Regions from separate parts of the Homo sapiens genome. Here regions 2, 3 and 4 are each linked to region 1. The links are chromatin loops, found by intact Hi-C in ENCODE. Cell type or tissue: A673. All regions are shown on one strand. Each heading gives the region's core, and the rest is flanking DNA. Links, peaks and the distances in the headings are about the cores only. Region 1 has its middle 290 kb from the start of MIR6130. Region 2 has its middle 480 kb from the start of LINC00308. Region 3 has its middle 9.9 kb from the start of D21S2088E. Region 4 has its middle 350 kb from the start of LINC01689.

Region 1 (4,074 bases), core at 488-2,987:
AAGAAATGAAAAGAAACACATGAAACCTATATTTTTCATTTCACATAATAATGAATAATATGTATTTGTCAATATTTTCATTAAAGTACAGTTTGTATATATTATTAATTTCTTGTAAAAGTTTATGCATTTAACATAAATTAAATATAGAATTTGAATATGGATCTATTCTCTACTCCAGTGCTGCAGAAATATAGATTATTTTGCCTTAGTACATGGATTATGATATATATACAAATATAATTGTAGAAATATATGCAGAATAAGGCACATAGCTTATCAGTTTTTTCTTACATACATGACCTGGATTCCAATATTATTTTTTACCTACCATTTTACTAAAGAATGTAACATTTGTTTTTTGCCATGTGAATTAATGTTCTGTAAATGTCCACCTGAATATAGAAACATATATTTATTTAGTTTCCTATTATATGAGTTGTCATTAATGATTTCTAAAATTGGATACTATTGTGTAGACAGTATCAAATTCTTGACTATTATGAATAATATTGTAATAAACATCTTTGTAGCTTAATTGTTGCACATTTTCATAAATACATTTTCAAACACATTTCTAGAACTATGGTCTCCATGTCAATGATTATCTGTTTTACAAAGTATTTTAAAATAGCCTTTATGCCAACTTTGATCCCTAGCGATAGCATATGAGAAGGTCCAATTCTCTATTTATTTGTAGCAATTAGTAATCATCTTATTTGATGGATACATCTATTATGTTGCTGCAAAATTAATTGTACTTTGGGCCATTAGTTTATATGGTGGAAACCGCAATTACTTTTACACCAACCTATACCAATTACAAGTGGTAACATTTTCAAGCAGCTGCCTATATAAAATTTATGCTAATATTACCACAAGCATTGAAAACATTGAAAACCACATGCAGTTAATCTGCTCTTACAGGGTTACAATGGACTATTTGGGGGGGGCGGGGAACAGAGGAAAAAAGGAATTAATTACTCAGTGGCATAACCTTTGAAAGAACACATTATTTTTAATTGACCTCTTGGCTTTCCTGAGAGTTCTGAAGTATTGAATGAGAATAGCTTCTCATTAATAATAGTATTTACAACAAAACAATTATATCCATAATTTTTTGTGTGTGGATGGAGAGATTTTTCCTATAAAATAAAAGTTATGTATTCAAAATATAGACTGTAACAAATAATATTTTAATATATGATGATAAAAAATACTTAAATTTCTCTTTATAAATTAAGAAACACTATTGATATGTATTCTGGACAACAGAACCCTCAACAATAGAAATTATTGTAGCTTCTTATATTTATAAAATGGAAAATTGGAAAAATCCGAAATCAAAAAAATGAAATAACAATACAAACATAAAACAGTACTAAACTTGTCTTTGCAAATAAAGTACTATCATTCTTTACCACTAAATATTTAAAAGAATAAATGGAAACGGTGACTATTTTTATTAAATAAGAAAGGGTATACTGCCACCTAGTGGTTCATGGTGTGGCTCAAGGGCAATATTTTCTCCTCCAAGTATTCTTAGATCCTGCTGATCAAGGGAGGCTGATGGCTGAATATTTTACAGTTAAACCAGTTAAATAATTATCAAAATTATTTCATTTTCATGAAATTACTCTTAACCACGTTATACTTTATTACCTTCACCTTAAAAGATTAAAACCCTTAATAACAAAGCATAGATGGCTGTTCAGAAAATAAAATTTCAACATAATAACTTCCATAAAAGCAGTGAAGATGAAAATGAATATTTTCTTGTGAAGAATATGGTGACTAATTTAAAGATCTTTCAATTTATGAATACTTCATTTAGACTACCTACTATTTGAGTAAAGTAATAAATTTAATATGTTTTCCATGATGTAACCCACATGATGGAAACTCAAAATTAACTACATTAATCATAATGGATAATCAAATTGAATATTAAAAATGCAATTAATCTTTTAAAAGAAAGTATTTTTTGAGATCATTAAGCTGAAGAGGAGAACAAAAAGAAACAAATAGAAAAATATTTTCAAGGAATCTCTTTATATCTATGTTATGTTATCTGATAAATTATTGATCTTTTTCACTTCTCTTCTATGGGTGGTTCTGTGTGTGTGTATGTGTGTGTGTGTGTTTGTGTGTGCATGTTCATTGTGTTTGTATTATATAATAATGGACATAATTTTGTGATTGTAGAATATCTTCAAGATGTTTGAGCCATACATGTAGAGTGACTATCCTTTCTAGTATCAAATGAATGACCTAATCATTTAAATAAATAATTAGTTTAAATAATTAGATTATATTTTATCAATTAGGAATGATCTGCATTCAGTTTATAATCATTAAACATGAATCCTTTAATAGTGGACACGAGATGATGAGGTTTTTTGATTAAAACAATTATACAAAAACTACATTATCAAAAATCAATATTCTGCTACAAAATAGCTGCAATACAAAATTCATTGTGGAGCGCGGTGGTGCCATCATGGCTCACTGCAGCCTAGACATTCTGGGCTCAAGTAATCCTCCTGCCTTAGCCTCCCAAAGCACCAGGATTACAGGCATGAGTCACTGCACCCAGCATAATCATTCTCTATAGCAAGTACAGAACTTTTTGACTTGCAATGGGGGTTATTTTCCAATAAACCCATCATAAGTTGAAAATATTGTTTAGTCAAAAATGCATACAATACACCTAACCTACTGAAAATAGCTCAGCCTCGCCTACCTTAAACATGCTCACAACACTTATATTAGTGTATTATTGGCCAAAATCATCTGGCAACATAGTAGACAGTACACTGGAGAGTATCAGTTTACCCTTATGATGGCATAACTGATGAGGAGCTGTATCTGCCCAGCATCCTGAGACTGTATCACATAGCACTAGCTTTGGAAAAAATCAAAATTCAAAATTCAAAGTATGGCTTTTCACTTTCACACCATCGTAAAGTAGAAAATTATAAGTGAAACCATTGTAAGTCAGGAACTGTCTGTACAGCTTTTTATCAGTGCCAGAATGATAGCATAAGAAAAGGAGACATCAAAGACACATTGATTCATTTATATATCAATTCACCAAACACATAGAGAGCATATTCTAAGGGTAATCCAGTGTGCTAGGAGGTGGGGGTGCTACAATGAAAAGTTGGATCAAACTGGCACAGTCTTTGTTCTCCTGAAATTAATTTTATTTGGAACACAGAGTCACACATAAGAAGAGGAGAAAATAAAAATGGAAAGCCTTGGATTTGGGGAAAGAGACAATCATGAAATATCCAGAGAACAAGCATCTAGACAAAGGGAAAGCAGGCAAGCATCAGAGAAAAAAGGTTTTCCAGGCTTCAGGTACTGTAAAGAGAGAAGGGTCACATTAAGTGAGCAGGCAAATGGGCAGGAGAAAGGAAGTTAATGAGGAAAAGGAAACAGGGACCAGATTATGGAGGGACACAGAGGGCAGATAGGAAGTTTGAATTTAATTTGAAAGATCGTTTCCAAAATCCTGCTTTCATAAATGATGGGGAAATAAGATTTTAAAGAGATAAATATAGGAAAAGGAGCATATTTGAGTAAAAGGAAGAAAGAAAATGAATTCAGTGTGGACAAGTTGAAGTTGAAGGTGTGTCTGTGTATCACATTAAGCTGATGGATGACAGGTGGGAAGGATAACGGGCTTTCACTTCAGCAGCTGCAGTGATCAAATAAAAAGATTTTTTACCTCTTAAAATGTCCCTCTGATGAGACTTAGAAAATGACATAAAAAATAGGAACAATACCTATAGTCATTACAAAGCATCATTGTCCAAACTAATTAATTTAAAAGGCTGTAGGCCATGTGTGGTGGCTCATACCTGTATCCAAGCACTTTGGGAGGGCGAGATGGGCAGATCACTTGAGGTCAGGAGTTCGAGACCAGCCAGGCTAATATGGTGAAACCCTATCTTTCCTAAAATACAAAAATTAGCTGGGCGTGGTGGTGAGTGCCTGTAATCCCAGCTACTAGGGAGGCTGAGGAAGAAGAATTGCTTGAACCCAGGAGGCAGAGGTTGCAGTGAGCCG
Region 2 (4,074 bases), core at 496-2,995, 220 kb before region 1:
AACTTGGTGATTTTTTTCAAATATTAGTCATTCGTTTGAATTTTATAAATTCTGATAAAATTTCTATTTGTCAATATAAATTATTTTATTTTAACACTAATTTCTTAGCTGTGATAGTTGTATAATTTACTGACACAAATTTAATATTCATTCAGGAAATAGGTTTTCTTATGAGGAGTCAATATTTTTATCTGAAAGTATTAATCTATGCAGTAATAATCATGGAAAATAAATTTTAAAACTCAGTAGCATTTTATAACAATTTGTAAGAATCTCAATTTTTTACGAAAAGTCAAAGTAGATATTTAGCAGAAGAGATTATATGTATGGTTGGGTGTGGGTGTGAAGTACATACTGGGACATTCAAACGTGCGTCTCTTAAAATTACTATGTTTATAATTGACAGGGAAATTATATAATATTGACCTCATTACAATAATCAAATAATATTCATGATTATCCCATTTTGAATATTGTGCTTTCTTATGAAACAATATTACCAAGCATGATTCTATATGCAATGCTATGTATTTAAGGTTTTGTTTTGTTTTTGTTTTTTGGGGGGACAAGGTCTCACTCTGTTGCCCAGGCTGGAGTGTTGTGGCACAATTACAGCTCACTACAGTCCAGACTTCCCCAGGCTCAGGTTATCCTCCCACCTCAGTCTCCTGAGAAGCTGAAACTACAAGCACATGCCACCATGCCTAGCTAATTTTTGTGTTTTCTGTAGAGACAGGGTTCCATCATGTTGTCCAAGCTAATCTCCATCACCTGGCCTCATGCAATCCTCCTACTCTGCCTCCCAAAGTGCTGGCATTACAGGCATGAGCCGCCTTGCCTAGTCAGCATTATTCAAGATTTCATAAGGTAATTATTACTCATTTGTATTACTTAAGCCATATTTTACATCATTTTAAAACATTTATCATTTTACTAAGTTAATTGTAATCTGAGTATGTTATTTTACATTTTTTATTCTCTTAATCACATTATTCTTTTCTGTCACTCTCTCTAGATCTTGCTGATTTCCACAATCAAGAAATACAGCAGCATATTGCTCCAAGCAACTAAGTTCAAATGCACAGAAATTCTGAGTAATGTCTATCTGAATTTTTTCTTTGAGGAAAGTTATGTTGGAATCCATTTAAGATGAAAACTTTAAAAGGTACATGGTAAACTTTGCATTAAGTATGTGTCTGAATTTTATCTTTTCAATTTCCCTCTTGGCTCCAGAAGTTTGAAGCAATTAATCTTGAACATTAAAATACATTTGTGTTTGAAAAATCTTAATATGTTTAAACAGATAATGATTCTTATGTATTCTAGTTCCACATCTAAAAGATAACTCCACAACTTTAATTTTCTGTGAAGTTTATATTCTCCCAGATGTTTACATTAATCTTAAAAGAACCTTTTACTATTTTCATTTATAATTAGGTCCAACAACAATAAGCATTTTGATAGGATATCAAAGTAATTTTTATTCACTATACCAACTCCAGAAACATTAAAAAAAAAAAGCTAAAAGGCAAAAATGACCACAAATGTTAATCTGTTTCTGCAATCTAATATAAAATGTGAAACAATGGGAGAATTTAAAAGACACAAAAATAATGGGGAGGGGGTGCTATTATTTTGTGTTGGATAATCAAATAAATATTAACACAATGTTCTCAAAGTTCTTTTTTAGTTTTTTTTTTAATTTTTAAAATTTGTGTGGGTACATAGTAGGTGTATATGTTTATGGGGTGCATGAGATGTTTTGTTACAGGCATGTGATGTGAAATAAGCATTATGGGAAATGGGGTATCCATCCCCTCGAGCATTTATCCTTTGAATTCTAAATGAGGTAAGTAATCAGTTGAGGGGTGTATGGAGGAGTGGGAAGAACTTCCAAAAAAAGAGAAAAGCATGTGAAAGCATGGTAGAGAAAACTCCCTGCGTATATAGAATAAACTACATCTATTTCATTTGCCTTCCCAGACCCTTTCTCCCCTGACAGTTTGGAGCCCCCGGACGCTATACCTGAAACTATACTTACAAACTTTAGGGGGAGCTCTAACAAAGGCTCACCCAGGAGGAGCTGCGTGTCTTCCTAGTTCTAAATCACACAGGCATAGTCATTAATCCTGTCAGATGTTATTTTGTTTACAGGAAAAGACCGGGGCTCATTGAACTAATCTTTTCTAAAAAATATAGTGATTCAGGCAAAAGACATGGGCACCTGTGCTCTGAGCTGCTTATTGTCTCCATGGCATTCTTCTGAAGGGCTGTGCTTAGTCACTGAGGCGGGGGCTTTCTGAAATTCTGCTGGCAAAGGATTTTGTGACATCCTGCTGGCAAGCAGAATGGGGAAACATGGTCTCTCATGTTTGCAACTTGTTCTCACCTCATCTCACCCTTGTTCTTTCAAGCCCAGGGGTAGGAATTCTCTGCCTCCTTCCATGGTTGTTAGCTGCAGCAGTTTTCTGTATCCCTGTTAAATATATATATATATTTTTTTTTTTTTCTCTATCTGAACCAAAAGTAAATAAAAGACCACGTGTAATCCCATCCTAACCAAAAGGGATTGTTGTATGTAGAATATGATTTTTTAAAAAATAATTTATAAAAATATTTATGAATGGAATACTTTCTACTTAATAACTAAGTTGTTTAGTTGGGGGACTTCTTCCAAGTAAGTGGAGAATTTATTCATGTATCTATGTAGTGAGAAGCCGCTAATGTCTTAGCAGAAAAGAAAAGAAAAGAAAAATCCTTAGATAATTATGGTGGACGTAAACATTCAGCACTCCCTCCACCCCAGATATATTTATGTTTGAATCCCCGGAATCTGTGAGTATGTTCTTTACATGGCAAAAGAAATTTTGTAGGTGTGATTATGTTTAAGAACCTGGAGACAGGAAGACTTGCCTGGATTATCCAGGTGTGCCCAATCTAACATGAGTCTTTAAAAGCAGAGAACCTTTCACAATCATGGTCAGAGAGTGAGAGATGACTAAGGAAGAAATAATCGGGGAATTCGACTTTGCTGGCTTAGAAGATGGAGGGAAGGGCCGGGAGCCAAGGAATACTGGTGAGCTCTAGAAGCTGAAAAAGGCAAGGAAATGAATTCTCTAAAGTTTCCAGGAATGATTTTAACTTGAGACCCATTTTACACTTCTGTTATACAGAAGATGTGTTTACTGGTTTAATGCACTCAATTTGTGCTAATTTGTTATAACAGCAATAACGAATAAAACAATGGTAGCGATGATGCTTATGCTGATTATCAGAAGGGACATCGATATATGTAATATATTACAATACACTGAAGCCAGAGAAAACTGTGATGCTCTTCAGTGACTTCAGATAATTTTTTTACACCATGACTCTTCTTTTGTCTGACATTTTATAAAAAGTGTGCGAAAACATAATATTTTTAAATATTACTTCATCTACTTTGCATCCACCAGAATATCCTCAAATATTTTTGTTGTGTAAATGAGGCCTTGCTACAATTTTAGTGGTGATGAAGTAATTTTCTTACTGTTTATATAAAAGATTTTCTAGGAAGGGAGAACTAAATGACAATCGATTACAGATATTAAGGTTACTAATGCTTTATAATTTAAAATAAAATTTTCTGAATTGCAATCCAGGTAATCCAAAACAATTTACATTTCCACAAGTAGTGCATGAGTGCCAACTGTCTCATGCTTTTGCACTAATTAACATGATTGCTTTTCAAACTTTGCAAATTTGGTGATTTAAAATAAAATGTCAAGTAGAATTACTTAATTCTGATTGATATCATTCATTTATAATCTTTCTTATTGAATATTTGAAGTTATTATTTCAAAATTTTTTGTAAATAGGTAATTTCAGCCTACTGAAAAGATTGTAAACACAGTATTCAATGTAACTCATGTTTGAAACATGTAAAACTTTCATAGAAGTAGGGAAAAGGCAAACAGAAAACGGTGGTTTTTAATAACTGTTCAAATTGCTGGATTAATGAGATGACATATTAAATTTGAGAGAAAGTGAAACAGAGAAAGATGTTCCATGCAAGCTGCATGTGTAAACAATACC
Region 3 (4,074 bases), core at 587-3,086, 600 kb after region 1:
GGTCTTCTACAAGTCTAATGTAACTTAAGGCAGTAGCTCCTTCACTGATTGCCATTCTTTACTGTCTGAACTAATTCTATTCAAATGCGGGCAGGTTTGTATAACAATGGCAACAGAAATCCAGATAAAGTCACGTGTTGTCTTTTCTGTTTTATGTCTTCCTTTGCACTGCTTTTTGGCTAATAAAGCTATAAACCAAATGAGAGTAACCTTGAAATATGTCTTCATCATCCACGCCAGTTTTTACCTTTGGAATCCAGTCCATTATTAATACAATTCTTATGCTCATTAAATACGGTTACTTTGTACCTAGAATATTCTGGAATATCTCCCTTTAGACCATGAATCTGTGGTTTTGAGAATTAATTTAAAACATTTTCAAAAACCTTTGAATCTGTAAAAGAACAATTTTCAAATTGGAAGGTGCATGAGGTAGCAGAAAGATTGAGGAGCAGAGATCATCAGAATTCTTCATTCCAAGCCTCCTTCAGTGATTTGCTATTTGACCTCAGGCAATTTACTTATTTACACGGAGTTATCATTTTTCTAAATCAATAACTGGCATTTGGAAATTATACCTAATTATCTTAAAGAGAGTTTTTTTCCACAATAAAAAGACACATTGAAAACTTTAAAAAGAGTAATAATTAGCACAGGTTAAATCAAGGGAAGGTTTGCTGTCATTTGTCTGATATTGAAACAGCAGGAGATAAAAAGTGGGTGTCAAAATACAAAGAAAAAATTAAGACCAATAATTTTGAGTTATCTTTTCAAATTTGGTTAATTCAAAAGGAAGAATTACAATGGTATCTTGATTATTTTGTGAATTTTACAAACAAGTTCAACTTGCTCCCATATCAGTTGCTATTTATGGTGCAAAACAAAAGTGTGAAATGTTATTTTGCAGGTGAAGGACGGAGCACTTTAGTGTGGCTCCATGACATTGTATTCTTATTGCCGAAAGCCTTCATGAGAATTTGATGATGTTAAATTGTTACCTTCTTACTCTAGCTATTGACTTGAATTGATATTTGATCTCTTTATAAAGAAGAAAATAAAGTATAACTTTAAAATCGTATTTTGTTTTGAAATCTAACACACTCCTTGAAATCTAACACACTCACACAACAGAAATGGATTCATGAGTGACATACATTATTCAGCTATCAAACAATCACCAACAGTCACCTCAAGATAAGCTTAATAGGTCATTGCAGTTACCTTTATAATATTAGAAACATTTAGTAAAGAATATTAACTAGGTGACCCAAAATATACTGTCTTTTTTGGTTTCTTCTGCAATATATGACTAATTCATTGTAATGTTATCTTACCATGGCAATAATTTTTTATGCATGCCCCTTAGTCATATTCCTGATACTGTTTAAAATTAATAATTTTCTTTCTTGTCTATAGAATATTCAGTTTTTCATTGTTCACTTAAAATTTAATTTTTTTTCTCCAGAACAACAGAAAACCTATTTTGGGAAAATAGATATTTCTTATTGTATTTGATTTAGCTTCAGAATTAAATAATATGTTATAATCAAAGTGATTTCGAAGGCTAAGGAGGTATTATGGAAAGTGCTCTGGAAAGCTTACTAGAAACAAATGTTCTCAATGAACTAAAGATGAAGAGGATGGATGATCCCATAGCAGCACACTGTGATAATTTTTAACTGACTTTGTGAGTAATCTATTCTGAACCACACATAAAAGAAAAGAATAAAGCATTTTGTTCCCTACTTTTGTCATTCCTCGGTTAATGTTTTTTACAGAGAGAAAATGCAAATCAAAGTTACCTAGGTTTTTTGTATTGCAGCTGTCTTTAAATTAATTTTTTAAAATATCTTCACACACTTACCTATAAAACTATAGAAAAATAATAGGGTTAGATGGATAATGGGTAAATGAGATAATTATAAATTATCTTTAATAATGAACCAATACTGCCATCTATCGCTTCCAACACAAGTCCATTACACATTAAATTAATGTGCAATAGAATGAGGATATATGCCTTTAAGTCATTTTATATAGCTGAAATATCACAAATTTGATAGGCTAAAGTTACACTTCAGAATGTATTAGGTTATATACAGCACATATTTGTTACATTACATTGATTATATTTATTATCTTTTAGGACATAGCTTCCATTTATCAGAATTTATACCCTTTCTACAAAGTTTTATATCCTCTATATATGGTGTGAGTGTAGGGTCATACTAAGTGTCGGATGTTTGAATCCTGAGTAGAAACTATGGGTGTTGTATATAAATGGTATTCAGCTAAAAAATTAAATAAAGCAATCTGCATATATGTAATTTATGCAACCATACTGAGAATTTCCATGCTCAGTTTTATACAAAACTTGCTGTAAGAAACGAAAGTGAAAAAAAAGTCCAAAATCCTTCTTCCAAGAAGATATTCTTTCAGCAATTCTCCAACTTGCAGTATTGCTCTGGGCTTCATTTTGCCTCATATTTTAGTCTACCAGAAGCAAGTGATTATATGTAAAGTGAATCTGGCTTTCAGAGATCTACTTACCTGCCTGGACCCATTCATAATAAAGTCATAAATGCAAGAAAATAATTGAATGACATCCCGAATATGTTAAACAACAACAAAAGGCAATGAAACAGCAATCCAGAATTCTATACCAGCAAAAACCTTCTTTAAAAAAAGAAAGTGAATTTGAGACATTTTTGAAAGACATGGTGGCTCACACCTGTAGTACAAGCACTTTGGGAGGTCAAGGCAAGAGGATCATTTGAGGTCAGGAGCTCAAGATCAGCCTGGGCAACATTGGGAGACCTAATCTCTATAAATAATTTTAAAAAATAGCCAGGCATGGTAATGCACACCTGTGGTCCCACTGTTGGAGATGCTGAGGTAGGAGAATCACCTGAGCCAGGGAGTTTGAGGCTGCGGTGAGCCATGATTGCACCACTGCACTCCAGACTGGGCAACAGAGTAAGACCTCATCTCAAAGACAAGAAGAAAAATAAAAAGAAACACTCAGAAGATTTACTCTACAGGAAATACTAAGGAAGGAAAATGATCCAAATTGAAATATATTACAGCAAGAAGGATGTGCATCAGAAAGGAAAATTTTAACAGGTGACTGTTTAAGTACCAATTGTAACTATATCATGTAGGAATTTTTCCATTGGTGTTATTATGGTTTAATGTATATCCAATAAATTTCACCAGTTTTAGTTTACAGTTTCATGAGTTTTGGCAAATGAGTGCAGTCAGATAATCACCACAATAATCAACAATATACACCAGTTCCATCATTGGAGAGATTTCTCTAAATGTCCTTTGTGGCTGTGGCCAGCCTCTTCATTAACCCAGCATTCATTGTTTCAGGCCCCAATAATTTTACAGAGACCATATAAATAAAATCACATGTTACAAAAGATTTGGGTATCACTTATTTATGCATTATGATGTTGTGTATATCAATAGTTTGTACTTTTTGTCATTTAGTAGTATTCTATTGTAAGCAAATACCATTTTTTGTTTGTTTGTTTGTTTTTATTTCTCAGTTGAGGTACATTTGTTTTGCTTCCAGTATTGGTATATTAAAAATAAATATGGTATAAATATTCTGATATAGGTTTCTTAGTAAGCTTAGTATTTTGTTTCACTTGGAGAGGTATCTAGGAGTGGGATTATAGAGTCATATCGCAAGTGTATGCTTGATGCTCTAAGAAGACTTCCAAATTACTTTTCAAAATAACTGTAACATTCTGCATATTCAGTAATAGTGCATGAGAATTTCTGAACTTTGTGTTCCTATCAACACTTCTCATTGTGAATTTGTTTGTTTAGACGTTTTAATAGGGGTCTTTTGATACATTTGTCCAGTTTTTCTTTTGGGATACCTTATGACAAATGATGTTGAACATCTATTCTTGTACTTATTTGCCATCTGCATATCTTATCTGATGAAGTACTTGTTCAGATTTTTTTTTTTTTGAGATGGAGTCTCACACCGTCCCCGAGGCTGGAGTGCAATGCTGCAATCTTGGCTCACTGTAACCTCCATCTCCCAGGTTCAAGCAA
Region 4 (4,074 bases), core at 903-3,402, 1.2 Mb after region 1:
TACATCAAGTTCAAATGGGCGTCCCTGATCAATCACTTGTAAGGCCTGTGCTTGCTGAATAGCCCACTTGGCTGACAGAAAGTCTGTCTCAGCCTCATCATCCCACTCCCAGGTAGCCCCCTTTTTTGGTCAACCAGTACAATGGTTTTATCATTTGAGCCAAATGGGGCATGAATGGCCAAAAGGCCTACAAAAAGTCTTTAGGTGTAGGCACCTCAAGGGGCCTACAAAGGACTGCAGCTGTCTCACCATGGTGGGTTGGGGGTATGCCTGGATTTTATTAATGATGGCCTCTGTTAAGGCCTTCATCTTACCTGATCAAATAACTCCTAAGAATTTGGCAGACAATCCAGGCCCTTGGACTCTGGATTTGTTGATGGCACAACTGCATACTGCCAAATGTTGCCACAAGAGGGGCGCCGCCACTTCTAAATGTGCAAGAGAATAAGAGGTTAACATAATATCATCAATATAATGGAACAGGTGGACCTCTTTTGGACATTTCCAGGTGGCTAAATCCATGGCCACAAGACCATGATAAACAGTGGGGCTATGTACATAGCCCTGTGGCAGCACAGTGAAAGTCCATTGTTGTCCTTCCCATGTGAAGGCAAATTGTTGCTGGCTCTCTGGAGCAATGTCAATGGAAAATAATGCATTAGCCAAATCTACAACATAGTGGTACTGTTCCAGTTCCATTGTCAAGTGGTCCATCAAATCCACAATGGAAGGTACAGCTGCACACAGAAGGGGTGTTACTTTATTCAGTTCCGAACAATCCACTGTCATCTGTCAAGTCCCATCAGGCTTTCTGACTGGCCATACCAGGGAACTGTAGGGGATATTGGTGTTATGCACTATTTGCACCTCCCCTAACTTCTTAATAGGTTCAGTTACCTCCATATATCCCCCTGGCAAATGGTATTGACGAGTGGAGGTAACCTGTCAGGGTTGTGGCAGAACTTGGGGCCGGTGATATGTATGTCCATGCAGTACCGGCTTTACTACAGGGACTTGAGTCTGAATTCTCTGACCATGGTGTACAAGTCCAGACCATGCAAAATGTCCATCCCCAATATACATTCAGGTACGGAAGAGACATACACAGTGTATGGTGGAGGAGCCAAGTGGCCAATGCCAAGATGCAGAGACACAGGTTTCACCATCACTGACTGGCCCACATAAACATCAATAAATGCAGCTCTGCCCAGAAACTTATCTGGGTTCCCATAAAAAAGATTGCAGTCTGCACCAGTATTTACCAGCGCTAGGACCCATCGTACATTAGTGGCAGACCAGTGGATTGCCAACTCCACGTATGGCCTTCAGTTGCCTGGTTCCCCCGCAACCCAGGTACCTTGGCCAGTTTCCTAATCAAACAGGAAAGGCTTCGTATCTAAGCCAGTCTGCAAATAGTCCTTGAGCTGAAGCGTCTGGGTGGGACTGGGTTGAGCAACATTGTTTTGCCCCCTCTTGGGTATTTTCCAGAATTGTTGCTCTGGGGACAATTGCCTCCAGAGCCAACAGCATTCTGTTGGGATGTCTGTCAATTTTCACTGGAGCAACACAGCTGAAATTAAATCAGTCCACATCTTCATGCGGTTCACCCACTGGAGCCCTCTCTTATCTCGGGGGGTGGGTACCTGTAGATGGAGCATCTTCCTCTTCTTTATGGCACAATTCCCTGGTCCTGTTGATGGCCTTCTGCCTCCTCGAGGGCTACCATAGTAGTAGTCACTTCATATATGCGACACCCCACATACGGGGTGAGGACAGCAGCCAGAGAGGCAAAAGCACTTAGGTGCACTTAGCCCAGAACAAGATTCCTCATATAAGAGACAAAACATTCATCATCTGGCCCCCAGGTATTCAGATCAAACATGGCCTGCCATATACCCAGCCCCTGGAGTACCTGCACCAAATCGGTATGCCACTGCCATCTACTGACAGTTTCTGGTATTTCACTGTCATCAGCCACTCAATCAGTGTGGTCACCTTGCCCCTGTGTTCACCAGCTGTAGCTGCTGAGGAAGGGAGGGGTAAGTTGTAATAGAAACCAGCTTCTCCACCTCAGAGGTGGAGCAGGAAATGCTGTCAGCTCCTTCATCCGAAAGACGAGTAACCAGGCAGGAAGGGGCTCCCCCAAAAGCTGCCCACATTGCTTGCCTAACTCCCGCAGCTCAGTGAGGGTATAAGCACTATAGGAAGTGTGTTCCACCACAGTAGGGGGGCCCTGAGCCCGCTCCTGAGGTCCCATTGGCTGCTCATGTTCTACCTTCTGACAGATCACAGGGCGAGCCTGCAGCGGGGAGCCTCCTGCTCCTCAGCATTAGACTGAACGGGGCAGTTCCCTGCCTGGAGAACAGGCTCAAGGTCACAGTGACGGCTGTCTCACTGTTTCCTGCCATATTGTTATTTGTTTTGTGGTTGTTTCTTCTTTCTTTCCTTTATTCTTTGTTTCCTGTTCCAGGCTGCTTTTCTGGGCCTCTAAATGCCCTGTTTGCACCTGGAGGTCCTTACCCACAGTTTTTGCTCCAAGCTGTGCATTTGAGCCCCCAGGCGCACAGCTTGCACCTGGAGGTCTCTTACCGGCGCAGTGTCCCTTAGGGACTGAACATGTACTTTCTGCAGTGCAGTCAGAAACGCTTATCTGACTCTGCTGGTGAAGGCGAATTCCTTCTCGTGCTGTGTGCTTCCAGCTGCTTCAGTGCTTTCTCCACACCCACAAGGGACCCATCCACAGCCTCCCACACTTACCCTGGAGCGCAGTGGAGCATCACTGCCAACGGGTACCTTATGTGCATACATGACAGGTTTAATCCATGTTGTTGCAAATGACAGGATCTCATTTGATTTTATGGCTAAGTAGTACTCCATTCTGTATAAGTACCACATTTTCTTTAACCATTTATCTGTTGATTGACACTTAGGTTGTTCCCAAATCTTGGCTATTGTGAATAGTGCTGCAGTAAACATGAGAGTACGTACATCTCTTTGATATATGAATCTCATTTCTTTTGTGTATATACCAAGCAGTGGGATTTCTAGGCCATATGTTAGCTCTAGTTTAAATTTTTTGAGAAACACCCATACTGTACTCTACAGTAGTTGAACTAACTTACCTTCCCACCAATAATGTACAAAGGTTCCCTTTTCTCCACATCCTCACCAGCATTTGTTATTGCTTGACTTTTGGATAAAAGGCATTTTAACTGGGGTGAGATGATATCTCACTGTAATTTTGGTTTGTATTTCTCTGATGATCAATGATGTTGAGTACATTTTCATATACCTTTTTGCCACTTTTATGTTTTCTTTTGACAAATGTCTATTCAGATCTTCTGCCCATTTTTCAATCAGATTATTAGATTATTTCCTATTGAGTTGTTTGTGACCCTTGTGTATTCTGGTTATTAATTCCTTGTCAGATGGATAGTATACAAATATTTTCTCCCTTTCTTTGGGTTGTCTCTTCACCTTGATGATTGTTTTCTTTGCTGTGAAGAAGCTGTTTAATTTGATGTGACCCAATTTGTCCATTTTTGCTTTGATTGCTCGTGCTTGCTTGATATAGCTCAAGAAATATTTGACCTGTCCAAGGGCCTGGAGAGTTTCCTCAGTGTTTCACTGTAGTAGTTTCACAGTGTCAGGGCTTAGGTTTAAGTCTTTAATCCATTTTGATTTGACTTTGTATACGGTGAGAGATGTGGGCATGCTTTCATTCTTCTGCATATAGATATACAGTTTTCCCGACACGATTTACTGAAGAGACTGTCCTTTTCGCAGCATATGTTCTAGATGCCATTATGAAAAATGAATTCACTGTAGATGTATGGATTTATTTCTGAGTTCTCTATTCTGTTTCATTGGTCTATGTGTCTGTTTTTATGCCAGCACTATGCTTTTTTTTTTTTTTTTTTTTTTTGGTTACTATAGCTCTATAGTATAATTTGAAGTCAGGTAATGTGATTCCTCCAGTTTTGTTGTTTTTGCTGAGAACAAACTCAGATCATTTATGGTTCCATAAAAACTGTAGGATTGTTTTTGTCAATTTCTATGAAGCATGATGTTGAT

What was found. Hi-C counts contacts between places; a loop is a spot of excess contacts. Peaks named below come from ENCODE experiments on the same cell type or tissue, not always from the same donor. Only the 100,000 strongest peaks of a DNase experiment are listed, where the experiment ranks them.
Region 2: a loop joins it to region 1, with 9 times the contacts of the local background. A loop is called at or near these places in 12 of 110 quality-filtered maps.
Region 3: it touches region 1 in a loop (11-fold over the local background); 5 of 110 quality-filtered maps call a loop at or near these places.
Region 4: a loop joins it to region 1, with 5 times the contacts of the local background. A loop is called at or near these places in 5 of 110 quality-filtered maps.

The regions. Positions count from the first base shown.
Region 1 is chr21:22,790,672-22,794,745 of GRCh38, forward strand. No RefSeq gene overlaps it. Among named protein-coding and RNA genes, the nearest start is that of MIR6130, 290 kb to the right of the region's middle. In A673, for the core only: a CTCF peak has its summit at 1,483 (motif pointing left); DNase peaks (open chromatin) are centred at 930 and 1,490; H3K27ac peaks cover 485 bases.
Region 2 is chr21:22,573,189-22,577,262 of GRCh38, forward strand. No RefSeq gene overlaps it. Among named protein-coding and RNA genes, the nearest start is that of LINC00308, 480 kb to the left of the region's middle. In A673, for the core only: a CTCF peak has its summit at 2,040; a DNase peak (open chromatin) is centred at 2,153; H3K4me3 peaks cover 311 bases; H3K27ac peaks cover 356 bases.
Region 3 is chr21:23,392,699-23,396,772 of GRCh38, forward strand. No RefSeq gene overlaps it. Among named protein-coding and RNA genes, the nearest start is that of D21S2088E, 9.9 kb to the left of the region's middle. In A673, for the core only: a CTCF peak has its summit at 1,943; no DNase peak of the experiment used is centred there.
Region 4 is chr21:23,966,866-23,970,939 of GRCh38, forward strand. No RefSeq gene overlaps it. Among named protein-coding and RNA genes, the nearest start is that of LINC01689, 350 kb to the right of the region's middle. In A673, for the core only: CTCF peaks have their summits at 1,961 (motif pointing left) and 2,165; a DNase peak (open chromatin) is centred at 1,936.